Linked DNA regions of Homo sapiens: region 2 is linked to region 1. Evidence: chromatin contacts called from ENCODE Hi-C or POLR2A ChIA-PET data. All regions are on one chromosome and are shown on one strand. Each heading gives the region's core, a stretch centred on a gene start or an enhancer-like site at or near the end of the contact. The rest is flanking DNA. Distances are from core to core; before and after follow the strand shown. Region 1 holds the start of C20orf203 (chromosome 20 open reading frame 203). Region 2 holds the start of CBFA2T2 (CBFA2/RUNX1 partner transcriptional co-repressor 2).

Region 1 (6,983 bases), core at 2,765-5,264:
CACAGTTGCTTACGCCTGTAATCCCAGCATTTTGGGAGGCTGAGGAGGGTGGATTCACGAGGTCAGGAGATCGAGACCAGCCTGGCCAATGTGCTGAAACCTCGTCTCTACTAAAAAATACAAAACTTAGCTGGGCATGGTGGCGTGTGCCTGTAATCCCATAATCCCAGCTACTCAGGAGGCTGAGGCAGGAGAATCGCTTGAACCCGGGAGTCGGAGGTTGCAATGAGCCGAGATTGAGCCACTGCACTCCAGCCTGGGTAACAACAGTGAAACTGCGTTTCAAAAAATAAATAGGCCGGGCTCGGTGGCTCACGCCTGTAATCCCAGCACTTTGGGAGCCTGAGGCGGGCGGATCACCTGAGGTTGGGAGTTCAAGACCAGCTTGGCCAACATGGTGAAACCTTGTCTCTACTAAATAATACAAAAATTAGCCAGGTGTGGTGGCAGGCACCTGTAATCTCAGCTACCTGGGAGGCTGAGGCAGGGAGAATTGCTTGAACCTGGGAGGTGGAGGTTGCAGTGAGCCGAGATCACGCCACTGCACTCCAGCCTGGGTGACAGAGAAAGACTCCGTCTCAAAAAAAATAAAAATAAATAAAAAATAAACAAATAAATAAAAATAGGCCACGCACAGTGGTTCACACCTGTAATCCCAGCACTTTGGGAAGCCGAGGTGGGCGGATCACGAGGTCAGGAGTTTAAGACCAGCCTGGTCAACATAGTGAAACCCTCTCTCTACTAAAAATATGAAAATTAGCTGAGTGTAGTGGTGGGCACCTGTAATCCCAGCTACTCAGGAGGCTGAGGCAGGAGAATCATTTGAACCCAGGAGGCAGAGGTTGCAGTGAGCCAAGATCTCACCATTGCATTCCAGCCTGGGCGAGACTCCGTCTCAAAAAATAAAAATAAAATAAAAATAAAAATAAAAAATAGGCAAAGGACTTGAATAGGCATCCCTCCAAAGATGACATGCAAGTGGTCAACAAGAACATGAAAAAGTGCTCAACCTCACTGATCACCAGAGAAATGCAAATCAAAACCACAATGAGCCATCAACTTACACCTGTTAGAACTGCCATTATTTAAAAAAAAAAAAAAAACAACAGTGTTGGCAAGGATGTGGAGAAGTTGAACCCTTGTGCATGGTTAGTGGGAATGTTAAATGGTGCAGCTGCTACAGAAAACAGTATGGAGGTTTCTCAAAAAATTAAAAATAGAACTACCATATGATCCAGGAATCCCACTTGCAGGTATTTTTCCAAAAGAATTGAAATCAGGATCTCCAAGAGATATGTGAACTCCCATATTGATTGCATCATTATTCACAATAGCCAAGAGGTAGAAACAACCTAAATGTCCATCCACAGATGAATGGATAAACAACATATGGTGTGTACACACATTGGAATATTATTTAGCCATCAAAATAAAGAAAGCCTGTCATGTGCTGCCATATGGATGAACTTTGATGACTTTATGCTAAATGAAACAAACCAGTCACAGAAGGACAAATAATGCATGATTCCATTTATATGAGGAATCCAAAGAAGAAACAGAAAGTAGAAGAAAGAAAAAAAATAAAGACAAAAAAATTTTAAGTAGAAAAAAGAAAGGGAAAAAATAGTAGAATGGGCCAGGCACAGTGGCTCACGCCTATAATCCCAGCACTTTGGGAGGCCGAGGTGGGCAAATCACCTCAGGTCAGTTTGAGACCAGCCCGACCAACATGGAGAAACCCTGTCTCTACTAAAAATACAAAATTAGCCGGGCGTGGTGGCGCACACCTATAATCCCAGCTACTCGGGAGGCTGAGGCAGGAGAATTGCTTGAACCCAGGAGTTGGAGGTTAAGGTGAGCCGAGATCGTGCCATTGCACTCCAGCCTGGGCAACAAGAGTGAAACTCTGTCTCCAAAAAAAAAAAAAAAAAAAAAAAATAGTAGAATGGGGGTTGGGTTGCCAGGGGCTGAGGGGGAGTGGGGAACAGAGAGTTGCTGTTCAATGGGTATAGAGTTTCAGTCACACAGATAAAAATGTCCGGAGGTCTTCTGCACAACATTGTGGTTATAGTTAACAATACTGTAGCGTGCACTTAAAAATTTAAGAGGAGCCGGGGCAGTGGCTCACGCCTGTAATCCCAGCACTCCGGGAGGCCAAGGCAGGCGGATCACAAGGTCAGGAGTTCGAGACCAGCCTGACCAACACAGTGAAACCCCATCTCTACTAATAATACAAAAAATTAGCTGGGCATGGTGGTGGGCGCCCAGTAGCTATTACAGTAGCTAGCTGTAATCCTAGCTACTTGGGAGGCTGAGGCAGGAGAATCGCTTGAACCCAGGAGATGGAGGTTGCAGTGAGCCGAGATCCCACCACTGCACACCAGCCCAGGTGACAATGCAAGACTCTGTCTCAAAAAAATAAAATAAAATAAAATAAATACACACACATAAAATATATTACATATATATTATACATACATACATACATACATATGTATTAGCTGGGTGTGGTGGCGCATGCCTGTAGTCCTAGCTACTCAAGAGGCTGAGGCAGGAGGACTGCTTGAGCCTAGAAGGTCAAGGTTACAATGAGCTATGATTGCATCATTACACTTCAGTCTGGGTGACAGAGCAAGACAATATCTCCAAAAAAAAAAAAATACTTCTTCAATTTAAATAGCTTTAGTTTTGTGGGAAAAACCAAGAACCACAGTGTGCCTGTCTCTATTTCTTGCTCTTGTTCCCTTTTATTCCCTCCTGAATTTCTCACCACACCAGGCCTTTTTGTTCTGGGACTCTTCCTCCTCTACCCTCCCCACTCCCTCCCCTGCCTCCCCCAAGCTCACAGCATTTCACACAGTTCCAGAAAAGTGCTTCTCTCCCTGACTGCCACCTGGCCCTGCTGTCTTCCCACAGGGCTGTGGGCTCCGGCAGCAGAGACCTTTTCCTACTCCCTGTGCCCCTGCATCTAAACAGACCCAGCATAGGAGAGGGGCCTGGTGAAGATGGCTGGTAGGAAGGCACTAGACTCGGGCTTTGAGAGCCAGAAGGCCTCAGGGAGTGAAGAATATGGGACTGGCAGGATCTAGGGGCTGAAATGAGTGGCCATAAAAGAAGCCCCCTCAAGACCCAAGACTCCTTGGTAGTAAGGGCTGGGCATCTCTCTGTGTCCCACCTCACACCCTGGGGCGGGTGAGGAGAGGAAGTGGAGGGGTTGCAGGGTTGGGGGAACAAGCGACAAGCCCGCCCTCCTGAGGAGCCCCAGGGCTGGTACAAACGGCAGGAAGAGGCTGAGCTGGGCCCCTGGAGCCACAGAGGCAGGAGGGAGTGAAGAGGCCCTGTGGCTGCCATGGGGGACAGTCCAGCAGCCTCCTCCTGCTCCCCTCAAGACTGGCCGGAGGTGTCTCAGCCCCCGTAGCCAACCACAGAGAGAGCACAGGGCGGAAGTGGCTGGCGCCTCAGCCATAGCTGCCGGAGATGGGCTCAACGGCCACACGGTCCCCACATTCGGGGAGCCTCACCGCAGCCCCGTGGGCACAGAGACCCAGGTGGAGCTCCAAGGGACACATGAGGCACAGGGAGTCTAGGGCAGCAGCTTCAAAACCACACACTGGTCTTTCTGCTGGCTTTTTTGGTCACCATCCCCTGCTTAAAACCCCAGGGTCACCCCACACTTTCAGCACAGACAGGCTGCATTCCACCCACCTGCAGGCTCCTCTGCCCGGCATTCATCTGTGCCACCTGCCCCGGCCATTTGGCTCCGACTGCAATGACACGTTTGTCTGGGAGATTCTTCAAGGGCACATAAAACATATCTGCCTTTGCTCACTGTGATGTCTCCGACGCAAAGCAGAGAGCCCGCCAGCGTAGCCACTCAGAGCTGAGTGGTGGTGGAATGAGTGAAAAGGCTGCAGCTGGAAGGGCTGGGAGGCGGGGGGCAGAGTGGGGGCAGCCAAGGGTTTTGGGGATCACACAGGCTTGGGAAGAAAAGTCAGCTCAGACCCACTGGCTATGTGACCTGGCCCTGCAGGTCCAACTGTCAATGGGTCTAACCCCGCCCACCTCAATGATCTGTGAGAGCTGAGCGGGGGAGACACTGTTCAGAAAAGACTGGGTCCCTGAAACTGTTGTTGTCGTTTAATCCAGCCATTTTTTTTAAGTTTGTTTAAGAGACAGGGGTCTCCCTATATTTCCCAGGCTAGTCTTGAACTCCTGAGCTCAAGCAATCCTCCCACCCTGGCCTCCCAAAGTGCTGGGATTACAGGCGTGAGCCACCGTGAGCTTGGCCCCAGCTCTTTCATTTATGGACAGGACATTTCAGGAGAGGGATCCATCCAGTCTCATCTTGGTGTTTAATATTTAAATGCACCAAAAATGGGGTGCCAATTGGTGCCAACTTTTTGGAAAGAGACTTTGATGTAATCTGCCTAAAAGTAAAATGCTCATGTTCAGCAACTCAGCCCTTCAGCTTCTAGGAATTTTGTTCTGCAGGGAAAAAAAAATGCTGTATTTGTATTATTAATATTGTTACTGGGTGGCAGGGGGAGGAAAGTATTCAGTGTTTTCAGAACCACCCACCAGGAGGCGCTTTTGCATCAGGGGCCCAATCAGGTTAGCCCAGAGCACCTGGATTTAAGTAGCAAAAACAAATGACAATCTCTAGCCCAATGTCTCAAGAACATTCCAGTCTTTTACTTCATCTCACCCTCGAAACTTCCTTTTTTTTTTTTTAGACAGAGTCTCACTCTGTCACCACGGCTGGAGTGCAGTGGTGCAATCACAGCTCACTGCAGCGTCGACCTCCCAGACTCAAGCAATCCTCCCACCTCAGCTTCCTAGGTAGCTGGGACTAGGTGCACATCACCATGCCTAGCTAATTTTTGTATTATTATTTTTTTTTTTGTAGAGATAGGGATCTTGCCATTTTGCCTAGGCTGGTCTTGAACTCCTGGGCTCAAGCAATCCTCCTGCCTCGGGCCTCCCAGTTCTGGGATTACAGGAGTGAGCCACTGCGCCTGGCCATGACCAAAACTTTTATTAGAGACAGTATCTACTTGCTTGGTGCCCTCTCTGCCCTTCCTCCTAAAGAATCCCCCTTCAAAAGGAAAAAAAGGCCATTCAAATTTGAGAGAGACTCAGGGGTCCAGAGTAAACTAAGTTAAATGAAATCAAACCTGGACCGTGGGCTTCAAGTGTGTTATTAACCCCCTCCCTCCTGTCCTGCTGCATCCTTGGCTCTGCCCTTTCACTTACGTCCACGTCTCTAAACCCAGCCGTTCTTCCTTCTCCCTTGGGTCTCTGTGTCTTCTGTCTGCCTCAGGTGTCCTTCCACACGCTACCCACCCGCCTAGGGAATACTCCTTCTGAGTTCCTGGGCAAACCACCCAGTTCTCCTCCTGAACCCTCCCCCAAAAGGCTCCCTGCACGTTCCATCTCATGAGGGCCAGGCTGTGCCCAGGTGAGGACACTCATCACCTCCACTTTTCCCATCACACTGGTGTGTGGAGCGCCCACCCCACCTGGGATGTAGAGGGATGCTCCTTGCCCAGCAGTGCTTCTCCCTGGGCCTCAGTTTCCCAGTCTAGGGTACCCCCACACCTCTCTCAGCTTGGGCGTGCTGTACTTTACCCCATGTCAGCAGTTCTCATTAAGCTAGTCTTTAAAGGAGGAAAAAATAATTTTAAAAAATCTTCCTTTGTTCTGGCCTCCGGTCTATTTACAATGACAGTTCATGAGGAACTGGGTTCTGAGCGAAAACAAACAAAATGCCTCCATTTTAGAAGGGGTAAGGTCTGGAGGGGAAAGAGGGAGATAGGAAAGAACCTGTGGTGGCCTATCCTCTCCCCGTGACAGGAAGGCCTTTGAACAACACAATTCTGATTGTGCTGTTGCTACCTCATTTCAAATCCTTCCCCCTGCCCCACCCTCCAGAAGCAGCACCTGGCATGGTAGGCAAAGCCCCATCAGCTCTGGCCTGCACGACTGGCGCTCCAGCTTTGGCTGTCCTCCCGCAGCCCTGGGATCCCTAAGCCTAGAATACGCCACGCCCATTCCCCCACCTTCCCCACCAGCCGAATTCCCCTTCCGCTGGGGAGACTCAGGTTGGGGGTCAATCTTCAAGAAGCCTCCCTGTCCAACCCACTGAGGCAGGTGGCCTCAGGGTCAGGGCTCCAGGTTTCCCCCACGCCCACCCCACTAACACACACACACACACACACACACACACACACACACAGCCACCTGGGAATTCCAGGGAGCACAGCTGCGAGGGCAGCAAGGACCACAACAATGCTGACCACAATAGTGGCTCCAGGAAGGCCTGTTCTTGTTCCGGGCGGGAGGCCTAAGGCAGTGATGCTCCCTGGCAGCCTCTGGAAGCCCAGGGGAAGCCAGTTTCTATGTGGGATTCCCTGACTCTGGCCCATGGGCTTAGGAACACATTGTGTCCCTCCACTCCCAGGGCACTGAGTCCCAGCTGTGGGGTCATCTGAGTCCCACAGCACACCTGCTCATTTGTTCATTCATTAGTTTATTCATTCATTCAACAAATATTTATTCAGTGCCAGGCTTTGGGCCAAGAAGAGAAAGCCACTAAAAAGAGCAACAGATAAATACACGGTTGCACGTGATGTCAAGTGTCATAAGGCATGATGGGGTGTGAGAGGATGCAGAGCCAGGTGGCCAGGGAAGGCCTCCTAGAGATGATGCTTGAGCTGAGATGTGACAAATGAGGAGGTGTTAGCCTGGGAGGCCACTGGAGGCCGGAGCAGCAGAGGGAGTGCAGGCATGGAGCGGCTGGCCAGACACGAGGCAAGAGGAGAAACAGAGGCTGGATCATGCAGGACTGTATGATAGGTGGGGAAACCGAGGCATGGAAACTGGTGACTTGCACATGGCCCTGCAACTAGTTAGATGCTCGCTTCCTAAGTGCCACCCACCCCAGGAACCAGGCCTTCCCATCTGAGCATGGGATGCCTGCACTG
Region 2 (7,027 bases), core at 1,487-3,986, 820 kb after region 1:
TAGAGACCCTTCCTGGGACTCTCTGAGTACATTGGTACCTTTTATTGTGTTTTCCAAAAACGTTCTAGGGAGGGCTTTCTTCATCAGTGCTCATGGCACTTTAAAGAGTATATATATACATGCATGTTCTTTTCTTTTTTTTGAGATGAAGTTTCGCTCTTGTTGCCCAGGCTGAAGTGCAATGGCGCAATCTCGGCTCACTGCAACCTCTGCCTCCCGGGTTTAAGTGATTCTCCTGCCTCAGCCTCCTGAGTAGCTGGTGTTACAGGCATGTGCCCAGCAAATTGTGTATTTTTACTAGAGACAGGGTTCCTCCATGTTGGTCAGGCTGGTCTCGAACTCCCAACCTCAGGTGATCTGTCTGCCTCAGTCTCCCAAAGTGCTGGGATTACAGGCATGAGCCACCATGCCTGGCCACATATGTTCTTTTCTTCTCTCTCTTTTTTTTTTTTTTGTTTTGTTTTGAGACAGAGTCTTGCTTTGTGGCCCAGGCTGGAGTGCAGTGGCATGATCTTGGCTCACTGCAACTGCCACCTCCCAAGTTCAAGCCATCCTCCTGCCTCAGCCTCCTGAGTAGCTGAGACTACAGGCACACGCCACCACTCCTGGCTAACTTTTGTATTTTTAGTAGAGACAGGTTTTCACCATGTTGGCCAGGCTGGTCTCGAACTCCTGACCTTTTGTGATCTGCCCACTTCAGCCTCCCAAAGTGCTAGGATTACAGGTGTGAACCACTATACCCAGCTGGTATATGCACATATGTTCTTATTTCTACATTTTTTTTTCTTTTTTTGAGACAGGGTCTCACTCTGTTACTCACGCCTGATCTGTTAGATCAGGCCAGAGTACATTGGTCTGATCTGGGGTAACTGAAACCTCTGACTCCCTGGCTCATATGATCCTCCCACCGCAGCCTTCTGTGTAGCTGAGACTACAAGCGTGTGTGCAACACCATGTCTGGCTAATTTTTGTATTTTTTGTACAGGCGCGGTTTCCCCGTGTTACCCAGGCTAGTCTTGAACTCCTGGACTCAAGCGATCCACCTGCCTTGGCCTCCCAAAGTGCCGGGATTAGAGGCATAAACCACTGTACCCGGCCGGCCTACATTCTGTCTTTTAAAATTTGTTTTCAATACACAAGTAAAATACAAATGCATTCTATATTCTTGGTGTGAGATATCTGAAATAATACTGAGAAACAAGAGTCTTTATTCTTTTCTTTTCTTTTCAGACGGAGCTTCCCTCTGTTGCCCAGGCTAGAGTGTAGTGGCGCGATTTCGGTTCACTGCAACCTCTGCCTCCCAGGTTCAAGCGACTCTCCTGCCTCAGCCTCCCGAGTAGCTGGGATTATGGACACCCGCCACCGCGCCCAGCTAATTTTTTTGTTTTGTTTTGTTTTGTTTTTTGAGAGGGAGTCTCGCTCTGTCACCCAGGTGGGAGTGCAGTGTCGTGATCTTGGCTCGGTGCAACCTCCGCCTCCGGGGTTCAAGCAATTCTCCTGTCTCAGCCTCCTGATTAGCTGGGATTACAGGCTTGTGAAACCAAGTCCAGCTAATTTTTGTATTTTTAGTACAGACGGGGTTTCACCACGTTGGTCAGGCTGGTCTCCAAATCCTGAGCTGTGATCTGCCAGCTTCGGCGTCCCAAAGTGCTGGGATTACAGGGGTGAGCCACAGCTCCTGGCCTTGTTTTGTTTTTTTGATACGGAGTTTTGCTCTTTTTGCTCAGGCTGGAGTGCAATGGCTCCGATCTCGGCTCACTGCAACCTCCCCCTCCCGGATTCAAGTGATTCTCCTGCCCCAGCCTCCCGAGTAGCTGGGACTAAAGGCACGCGCCACCGCACCAGGCTAATTTTTGTATTTTTATTTATTTATTTTTTTAGTAGAGATAGGGTTTCACCTTATAGGCCAGACTGGTCTTCAAACTCCTGACCTCGTGATCCTCCCGCCTCGGCCTCCCAAAGTGCTAGGATTACAGGCTTGAGCCACTGCGCCCGGCTCTAAGTTTTGTATTTTTAGTAGAGACAGCGTTTCGCCACATTGGCCAGACTAGCCTCGAAGTTCTGACCTCAGGTAATCCACCCTCCTCGGCCTCCCAAAGTGTTAGGATTATAGGCCTGAGCCACCGTGCCTGGTCTATTTTTTATTTTTATTTATTTATTTTTTTAATAGAGACGCTAGTCTCAAACTCCTGAGCTCAAGTGACTCTCCTTTGGCCTCCCAAAGTACTAGGATTACAGGCGTGGGCCACCACGCCCGGCCAACAGTTATTAAAATTACGATGATGAAATTTTAGGCATTTAGAATACTTCAGGCCAAAAACACTTTGAGCCAGGGGGCTCGCTCAAAGGCATGCGCAAAAGCCATCAGGCCTGTACCTGGAGAACTCAGGTGAGACGTTGCCACTCGTTGTAATCCCTCCCCCTAGCACTCGGCCCCCGAGCCTGGGCCACTGCCCTGGCTACACCGGGAAGTCTGGAGCTAGAAAGTGGGCCGTGCGCGTGACGGGCGCGCGTGACGCCGAGGGGGCAGGTCTGAGAAGCAGGCTGCGCCGGGATTCGGCGGTCGGTTCCCGCGGAAGGGGCGGGTCAGGTTAGGGGGCGGTGCTTAATGGGAGCTGGTCTTGGGGCCGGGCTTCCGCGTGCGTTGGCCTGGCGGCGAGAGCGCGCGGCGGGGGCGTGCCCGGCGGGCGGGGCGGGGCCAGCCGGGGGCGGGGCGGGGCGCGGCCTAACGGCGGCGGCGGCGGCGGCGACGGCGACAGCAGCGGTGGTGGTGTCTGGTTAGCTCGGCGGCTGCAGATCTCGCGGCGACGCCTGCGAGGGACCCGGGCCGCGGGTCGAGGCGGGCGGCGCCTGCGAGGGACCCGTGTCGCGGGTAGAGGCGGGCGGCGCGCGGCGGCGGCGCTCGGCGATGGTAGGCGTCCCTGGAGCGGCCGCCTTCCAGCGTAAGTGGGGCGTGAATGCGGGCGGCCGAGGGGGGCGTGTGAGGGCCTGCGGCTCCGCAGGCGCGGTGATTCCGAGTGCCCCGGGCGCGAGGCCGGGAGTGGAAACTGAGGCCCGAAGCGGGGCGGCGGATCCAAGGTCACGCAGCGGGGCGGGCCTTCCCGGGCTCCTGAGGCCACCCCGTCGCTTCCTGCGCCGCCCGAAGAGCTCGGGGCTCACGGTGTGAGGGAAATTGTGGGGCCCGCGGCCTCGGAACTTAGGCCGGGCCGGCGTCCATGGGACTTGCCGGCGGGCAAGAATCATTTTGTTGTCCCAGCGCTGGGGCCACGAAGTCCGGCTCCTGGGGAAATACTACACCCGCCCGATGTTGAGGGTTGGAGGAGATGAGAATGGCCCCTCGGAGGGCCTGTTTGAGCGCAGGCTCAGTAGTTGGCTACCTGGGTTCACATCCAGGCTTCCCCATTTAGGTAGTGACCTTGGCTCTCCCGGTGCCTCAGTTCCCCCATCTGCAAAATGGGGATGTGGAGCGGGTTCCCTCCCTCCCCCAGGGTTCTTGGGTTTTGTGAGGCCAGTAAAACGCTTGACACCGACCGTGGCACACACACAATTGTGAAAACTGTCATTATTGTAATCGTCCTTTATTAATCTGATCCAGTGTGCACCGCACTCGGAAAAGTCCGAAATTAGGCTCTAGCCGTGTTAAGATTTTGTTTTGTTGTCTGTTAGTCCTGCTCCATGATCTAATTGTTATTCTTACTTCCATTTAGCCATTCCAGTATTTATCTAGTGTTCCTCCTTGATGTGTGAGATCCTTGGGGGAGGGGTGGCTTCTCTGAATAAGAACAATAAAATTTTAATTGTTTTTCATTATTGTAATTATAATAGCCAACATTTTTTTGAGCACCAGACATTTTGCATTCTATTCACTTAATATTTATTAAATCATATAGTAAGTTTAAAAATACCATTCCAGGCCCTGGGAATACAATAAACAAGATAGACCGAACTGGGGTTTTGAGTTTAGTTAGGAGAGGGAGAGACATAGTAAATGAGGAAACAGATAAACATGTTTTGCATGTTTTTTTAATTGTTTAATCTTGATGACATCCTAAGTAAGACATTATTTGAGGATGCCCATTTTGCAGAGGATGAAACTGAGTAACAGAAGGTACTCTGAGTACTAGTCTCAGAGCTGATGTCCTTAAACACGTGAAAGGGAGGCTTTACGCTTCTTTTTTTTTGCACCCATTAAATGTTGGATTGAAGATAGAAAAAGTAGATACACCCAGCTTGCAGTTACTGCTTTTGATGGTTTGATCCATTCCTCATGAAATTTCCAACTAAAGAGGCGGATAGTGATTACTCTTTTAGGCTTGCAAAGGTACAGCATCTCTGTAAAATGAAAGGCTTTTTTTTTTTTGAGACGGAATCTTGCTCTGTCGCCCAGACTGGAGTGCAGGGGTGTGATCTTGGCTCACTGCAACCTCCGTCTCCTGGGTTCAAGCTATTCTCCTGTCTCAGCCTCCGGAGTAGCTGGGACTACAGGCATATGCCACCACGCTCGGCCAATTATTTTATTTTATTTTATTATTTTTTTTGAGACGGAGTTTTGTTCTTGTTGCCCAGGCTGGAGTGCAGTAGTACAATATCGGCTCACTGCAACCTCCCCCCGCCCCAGGTTCAAGCGATTCTCCTGCATCAGCCTCCAGAGTAGCTGCGATTACAGGCGCCTGCCACCACACCTGACTAATTTTTTGCATTTTTAGTAGAGACGGTTTTACCATGTTGGCCAGGCTGGTCGTGAACTCCTGAACTCAGGGGATCCATCTGCCTCAGCCTCTCAAAGTGCTGGGATTAGAGGCATGAGCCACTGCGCCCGGCCTTAATTTTTATATTTTTAGTAGAGACAGGGTTTCACCATATTGGTCAGGCTGGTCTCGAACCCCTGACCTCAGGTAATTCACCCACCTCAGCCTCCCAAAGTGCTGGGATTACGAGCGTGAGTCACCAAGCCTGACCAGAAAGGACTTTTTATTTGAAAAAATTGGGGGGCTCTTCTGCCTATGAAGTAGTCTTCCTTTGTTTCTTTACTTCCATAATAAACTTGCTTTCACTTAAAAAAAAAAGATTGTGTCCAAATTTCTTTTGTGTAGTATTTAGTTTAAAATATGCCCAAAAGCACAACTTTTGCTTCTGTTACGTAACTACATTTTTGTTTTCTTTTTTCCTTTTTTTGAGACAGTCTCTCTCTGTCACCCAGACTGGAGTGCAGTGGCGTCATCATGGCCCACAGCAGCCTCAACCTCCTGGGTTCAAGTGATTCTCCTGCCTCAGCCACTTGAGTAGCTGGGACTCCAGGCGCCACCACACCCAGCTAATTTTTTTATTTTTTGTAGAGATGGGGTCTTGCTTTGTTGCCCATGCTAGTCCGGAAGTCCTGGGCTTGAGTAATCCTCCTTCCTCAGCCATCCAAATTGCTGGGATTAAAGTCATGAGCCACTTTGCCTGGCCTTTTTTAGTGTTTCTAAGAGAATTCTGTATTACATTCCTAGACAGTACACTTGGTGTAGTACTCAGCCTCCTGAGGAGCTGGGATTACAGGTGCTCACCACCATGCCTGGCTAATTTTTTTTTGTATTTTTTGTAGAGACGGGGTTTAACCATGTTTTGGCTGGGCTCCTGACCTCAAGTGATCTGCCCGCCTCAGCCTCCCAAAGTTCTGGGATTACAAGTGTGAGCCTCTGCACCCGCCCTTGATTGAAGTTTTGGTTTTTTTTTTTTTTTTTTTTTTTTGAGACGGAGTTTCACTCTTGTTGCTCAGGCTGGCGTGCAATGGCATGATCTCGGCTCACTGCAACCTCCGCCTCCTGGGTTCAAGCAGTTCTCCTGCCTCAGCTTCCCAAGTAGCTGGTATTACAGGTGCGTGCCAACACGTCCGGCTAATTTTTGTATTTATAGTAGAGATGGGGTTTCACTACATTGGCCAGGCTGGTCTCGAACGCCTGACCGCAGGTGATCTGCCCGCCTCGGCTTCCCAAAATGCTGGGATTACAGGCATGAGTAACTGCACCTGGCCTTGATTGAAGTTTTTAACTGGCATGCTGGGAAAGAGAATATAGGAGTTCAGTCTTAAAATCGGTGCTTCAACCCCTGAGCCAGAGTCCTTGGGGAAGTAGTCTAGAACTGTGGCCTCACATGTTTGTTTTTTCTTTTTTTAAAACTGAGGTGGGGTCTTGCTCTGTTGCCCAGGTTCTGCTGCCCAGTGAGCATAGCTTCTGCAGCCTCTTATCTCTGGGGCTCAAGTCAGCCTCCCACCTCAGCCTCCCTAGTAGCTGTGACTACAGGCATGTATTGCCATGCCTGGCTAATTGTTTAAAAAGTTTTGTAGACATGGGGTTTCACTGTGTTTCTCAGGCTGGTCTTGAACTGCTGGGCTGCAGCGATCCTCCTGCCTCAGCTTCCCGGTATTGGGAGTAGAGGCATGAGCCACCATACCTGGCCACCTAAAATGTTTTTAGTGTTCATTCCATCAGTAAATAGGGTTGAGTATGCACACACATTCTATGAATGTTTTATTTTTTGTTTTTTTATGGTTTTTTTTGAGACGAAGTTTTGCTCTTGTTGCCCCAGCTGGAGTGCAGTGGTGCGATCTCGGCTCACTGCATCGTCCATCTCCTGAATTCAAGTGATTGTCCTGCCTCAGCCTCCCAAGTACTGGGATTTCAGGTGTATGGCACCACCCCTGGTAATTTTGTGTTTTCAGCAGTGATAGGGTTTCACCATGTTGGTCAGGCTGGTCTCAAACTCCTGACCTAAAGTGATCCACCCGCCTTGGCATCCCAAAATGTTAGGATTACAGGCGTGAGCTACCGCGCCTGGCCTGAATGTTTGTTTTAAATGGCGATTATAGTGTGACTGTACTATGTATTAGGCATATATATGTGTATATATATATATATATATATATATATATATTTTTTTTTTTTTTTTTTTTTTTTTTGAGACAGAGTCTCGCTCTGTTGCCCAGGCTGGAGTGCAGTGGCACGATCTCAGCTCACTGCAAGCTCCACCTCCTGGGTTCACGCCA

The links. Hi-C counts contacts between places; a loop is a spot of excess contacts on that map. ChIA-PET counts read pairs that join two places held with the same protein, here RNA polymerase II (POLR2A). Pooled maps may share reads with other maps.
Region 2: a loop to region 1 is called in a pooled map, with 3 times the contacts of the local background. The contact joins the promoter of CBFA2T2 here to the promoter of C20orf203 in region 1. A Hi-C loop is called at or near these places in 1 of 50 pooled maps. POLR2A ChIA-PET finds 5 or more read pairs at or near these places in 2 of 52 experiments (GM12878 and activated B cell).

The regions. Positions count from the first base shown.
Region 1 is chr20:32,669,927-32,676,909 of GRCh38, forward strand. It overlaps C20orf203 (chromosome 20 open reading frame 203), which reads right to left and starts at 4,015. Exons shown (of 6, transcript NM_182584.4): 1 at 3,706-4,015. RefSeq lists enhancers at 2,263-2,762, 4,713-4,782, 5,634-6,336.
Region 2 is chr20:33,487,360-33,494,386 of GRCh38, forward strand. It overlaps CBFA2T2 (CBFA2/RUNX1 partner transcriptional co-repressor 2), which reads left to right and starts at 2,737. Exons shown (of 11, transcript NM_001032999.3): 1 at 2,737-2,942. The coding sequence starts at 2,909. RefSeq lists an enhancer at 1,904-2,452 and silencers at 2,547-2,766, 2,777-3,056.